Linked DNA regions of Homo sapiens: region 2 is linked to region 1. A link is a loop called in an ENCODE intact Hi-C map of the cell type or tissue named here. Cell type or tissue: PC-3. All regions are shown on one strand.

What was found. A loop is a pair of places that touch in the nucleus more often than their neighbours do. Peaks named below come from ENCODE experiments on the same cell type or tissue, not always from the same donor. Only the 100,000 strongest peaks of a DNase experiment are listed, where the experiment ranks them.
Region 2: it touches region 1 in a loop (5-fold over the local background); 20 of 110 quality-filtered maps call a loop at or near these places.

The regions. Positions count from the first base shown.
Region 1 is chr7:35,992,863-35,995,362 of GRCh38, forward strand. No RefSeq gene overlaps it. Among named protein-coding and RNA genes, the nearest start is that of EEPD1, 160 kb to the right of the region's middle. RefSeq lists an enhancer at 897-1,191. In PC-3, no CTCF peak of the experiment used is centred here; DNase peaks (open chromatin) are centred at 459 and 1,059; H3K4me3 peaks cover 199 bases; H3K27ac peaks cover 1,849 bases.
Region 2 is chr7:36,114,261-36,116,760 of GRCh38, forward strand. No RefSeq gene overlaps it. Among named protein-coding and RNA genes, the nearest start is that of EEPD1, 38 kb to the right of the region's middle. In PC-3, no CTCF peak of the experiment used is centred here; DNase peaks (open chromatin) are centred at 1,431 and 1,741; H3K4me3 peaks cover 1,011 bases; H3K27ac peaks cover 1,688 bases.

The DNA.
Region 1 (2,500 bases):
TTAGTGGTTGCCTAGGACTGGGAGGTGGCGTGAGGAGATTGGGGAGTGATAGCTAATGAATACAAAGTTTCTTTGGGGGATTATAAAAATTTACTAAAATTGATTGTGGTGACGGTCACACAATTCTGTAAATGTACTAAAAACCATTGAATTGCACACTTAAAATTGAATTGTAAAGCATGTGATATCTCAATAAAACTGTTATAAAAATATTTAGGTGCTAATTAGTTTGGAAGAGTCATTACTTTAAAATAATTCACAACACTATTTCCTTAACTATCAAACTTAAAAAGTGCATTTAAAACTATGGTTCAATTCCAAGGAGATATAAGATCTCTATGAGGAAAACAAAAACACTGCTGAAAGAAATCATAGATGACACAAACAAAGGTAAACACATTCCATGCTCATGATGGGAAGAATCAACATTGTGAAAATGACCGTACTGCCCAAAGAAATCTACAGATTAAATGCAATTCCATCAAAATACCATCATCATTATTCACAGAACTAGAAAAAAAATCCTAAAATGCATATGGCACCAAAAAAGAGCCCACATAGCCAAAGTAATACTAAGCAGAAAGAACAAACCTGGAGGCATCACACTACCTGACTTCAAATTGTACTACAATTGGTGGCTCACGCCTGTAATCCTACCACTTTGGGAGGCCAAGGTGGGTGGATCACTTGAGGTCAGGAGTTCAAGACCAACCTGGTCAATATGATGAAACCCCATCTCTACTAAAAATACAAAAATTAGCTGGGCATGGTGGCATGCTCCTGTAATCCCAGCTACTTGGGAGCCTGAGGCAGGAGAATCGCTTGAACCCAGAAGGCAGAGGTTGTAGTGAGCCGAGATTGCACCACTGCACTCTAGCCTGGGCAACAGAGTGAGACTCCATCTCAAAAGCAAACAAACAAACAAACAAACTAACTAACTCATTCCACTTCTGGTCTGCTTTATGCTTCTCCTGGGACATTGACAGGAAGTTGCCAAGTCTAAGTAAACAATGAACCAAATATGTTTGTACAGACATGTAGGGAAGAGGTGAACCGCAGGGCTGGGCCTGCCTTGGGAGTCCAACACAACGAATTCATGGCTCATGAGTGTTCTGTAAGCAAGAAATAGATCAGCCATGGTCCAGAACTGTAGCATGGGAAGACAATCCATTCAGACTTATGAATAATCACTGTTCACTGGCTTATCATCACATCCACTCTAGAACACAGGACTCCTCAGGGATGTAGTTTAAGTTCCCTACAATTGGGGTCAAAGGTCACTCCTTTACAATGGGGAGACTTCTATTCCCCATTCATCGAACCTGAGTGGGTTTTACTTGTTTGTATTTTTAGAAAAAGAAGCAAAACTGTATATTCCTCCTTAAATTTAATCTTAAATTTCTTTATGCCCAGCTTCTTGGCAGATACTTCTTCATGAGACTGTTTTAGATATTCGCATATATCACACACTTACATACACATATCTGACATTCCATTCACAGTGTGACATTTTCCATCAGTGCCTTTCCTGGGCACTGATGAATTCACAATTGCACTTAAGGGAGTAGATAAAATTCTGAATCCCGGATTGGCCTGAATTCACATTAAGACAGCCATGATAAGTCTGTGAGCATAATGAATGTCTTCTGCATCTTAGAATTCCGGAGACCTGGATTCTTATAATAGACTCCCTCCCCCACTACCATTTACCAGCAACCAGACTCAGGGTCTTCAGCTAGAATGAGGGCTGATCACACCTGCGCAGCCATCCTCGCCGATCTGGGGAGGTCATGAATAGGAAAGTGCTTTGTGAGCTGCACAGGCAGACTTGGGTTTGAAGTTTGTTTCCATCTTTTTTTTTTTGAGACAGAGTTTTGCTCTTGTCACCCAGGCTGGAGTGCAGTGGCGCGATCTTGGCTCACTGCAACCTCTGCCTCCCAGGTTGAAGCAATTCTCCTGCCTCAGCCTCCCGAGTAGCTGGGATTACAAGCGCCTGCCACCACGCCCGGCTAATTTTTGTATTTTTAGTAGAGACAGGGTTTCGCCATGTTGGCCAGGCTGGTCTCGAACTCCTGACCTCAGGTGATCCACCTGCTTTGGCCTCCCAAAGTGCTGGGATTACAGGCGTGAGCCACTGTGCCCAGCTGTTTCCACCATTTATTGATGAGGGGACCTTGGAAATTTTACTTTACCTCTTTGATCCTTAGATCTTTTATCTGTAAAGATGGACACTAGTATCTGCCCACAGATGAGCTATATAGATTAAATGGGATCAATGTATTTAAACAGCATGAGGTAAGTGCTCAATAAATGGTAGTTATTGTTATTGCTATTACCCTGGCGTTTATAGCAGTTCCATCAATACTATCACCAGTTTTGTCAGCCTCATCCGTATGCTTGGAACAACAAAAAAGATATTTTTGGAGTAGAGGATGAGAAAGTTTGGAAAATGCGGAGAAGGATGCATCATGGGTACGGGGAAAGTTAGGAGGAAATGGCC
Region 2 (2,500 bases), 120 kb after region 1:
GTATGGATATAAGTTTTTAACTCATTTGGGAAAACATCAAGGCGCACGATTGCTGAATCATACGGTAAGAAAGAGTACGTTTAGTTTTGTACAAAACTGTCAAACTGTCTTTCAAAGTAGCTGTACCATTTTGCATTCCCACCAGTAATGAAGGAGAGTTCCTGTTGCTCCTCATCCTTACCAGAACTTGCTATCATCAGTGTTCTGCATTTTGGCCATTCTAATAGGTGTGTAGAGGTACCTCATTGTTCTTTTAATTTGCATTTTCCTGATGACATGTGATGTCGAGCATCTTTACATGTGCTTACTTGCCATCTGTATTAGTCCAGTCTCACATTGTTGTAAAGAAATACCTGAGACTGGGTAATTTATAAAGAAAAGAGGTTAAATTGGCTCATGGTTGTACAGGCTGTACAGGAAGCATGATGTTGGCATCTGCTTGGCTTCTCTCAATAAAATTTGGGAAAATTAAAAAAGCAACAGCTCTGAATGATTGGTCTCAAAATGAAATCATAGCCTAAATGGCATCAAGATACTATATAAAAATGTTTATCCATTCACCTATTGAAGGACATCTTGGTTGCTTCCAATTTTTGGCAATTACGAATAAAGCTGCAATAAACATCTATGTATATGTTTTTGTATGCATATAGTTTTCAACTCATTTGGGTAAATATCAAGGCACATGATTGCTGAATTATATGTTAAGAAACAGTTTGTTCTGGGGAGGCCTCAGGAAACTTAGAATCATGGTGGAAGGCAAAGGGGGCACAGGCACATCCCACGGCTAGAGCAGGAGCAAGAGAGAAAAAGGGGAAGGTGCTACACACTTTTAAACAACCAGAGCTCCTGAGAACTCACTCACTGTGGCGAGGACAGTACCAAGAGGATGCTGCTAAACCATCATGAGAAATTCACCCCCAGGATCCCATCACCTCCCACCAGGCCCTACATCCAACGTTGGGGATTACATTTCAACATGAGATTTGGGTAGAAACACATCCAAAGTGTATCACCACCTGTGTATTTTCTTTGGTGAGGTGTCTATTCAGATCTTTTGCCTATTTTTCAGTTGGGTTGCTTGTTTTTGTATTGTTGAAGTTTAAGAGTTCTCCATTTAGTTTGGATAGCTGTCCTTTATCAGACATGTTTTTTGCAAATAGTTTCTCACAATCTGTGATTTGCCTTCTCATTCGCTTACTGTCTTTTGCAGAGCAGGAGATTCTGATTTTGCTGAGATTTTGACTGAGATTGCACTGAACCTATAGATCAATTTGTGTTGACAGTGGATGACTGAGGAGCAGTCCTCCAGGCATCAGTGGAGCACAGGCTGGGAGATAGTCTGGCATCAGAAGGGAGTTGCAAAGGCTGGCGGCCTGCCAGGCTAGGAGGGATGGCTGATTCATATTGGAATCTGTACTCTCTCCTCTCCCACCCACTCTGTAGGCCTGAGTCATAAAGAAACCTTGCGGTGCCTTCCCCTGTGCACCCTTGGTATAGCTGTGAACACTTCCCTCTGCACAGACACATTGACACATGGGGCTTATCACAAGGGACACCCAGAGAGGCTTCCTTGGAGGTGCCCTTGCATGACTTACAGAGTGGCATCCCAGGGGAAAGTAGCTAGGGCTCCTCCCCTGGTCAATCAGACTATCTGGTCCTTTCTGCTCTGAAGGCAGAGACCTCATTTTAGGGCTATAAACCCAGGCAGGACAAAAATAAAATACACATTCCAAAGACTCATGTCATCCTCCCCAGAGCTGGGGAACCACAGCATGGGTGGTAGTCTAGAGGCTGTCCCTCAGATGCTTGGCCTTCCATAGGCAGTTTTGCAACTGTCAAATCCTCCCCGACATCTGCCCCTCTGCTGTGTGTGCTCTCCAGGGGCCCAGGGTGCCGGTTCCCTCTAGCCTCCTTCTACCAAATGAAGCTTCTGCACATGTTCTTCCAAACTCAAATTTCTTGTGGGTAAAATTAGATCAGAGAGCTGGTGTTGCCGGGAAGCTGCCTCGAAAGTGGGTGGCTGCGGGCCATTAGCGGTAAAGATAAGTTAAAATAACTCTAATAAAAATGATGTTGAATGTGGGAAGCTGAAGCCCTTTTTTTGCCCATTATCCTGAGAACTGGTTGTCTTTCTGTTATTCTAGTTGTTTTGGGCCTCAAAATTACATCTGTATTTAAACCAAAGTTTTTATTTTTCCACCCAGATAAAGCCAGCTCTTCTCCTGCTGCTCCGGATAAGTGATTCCTCATCCTGTGTGCCTCAGCTCCTGCCACCACCTCCAAGAAGCCCTCCCTGATCCCCTCACAGAGTTAGCTCTGCACATCCTCTTGCTCCCTGTCTGCCTCACACCAGCTTCTCTGTCACAGTCGGGTCACAGTTGCTCCCTGGGTCTCCTGCCCCACTGGACTGCGAGCCCCTCCTCAGCAGTCACAGGACATATTGATCTTTGCATTCCACAGAAGGTGCACCTAGGAAGTATGAGTCAGAGGAGTGAGT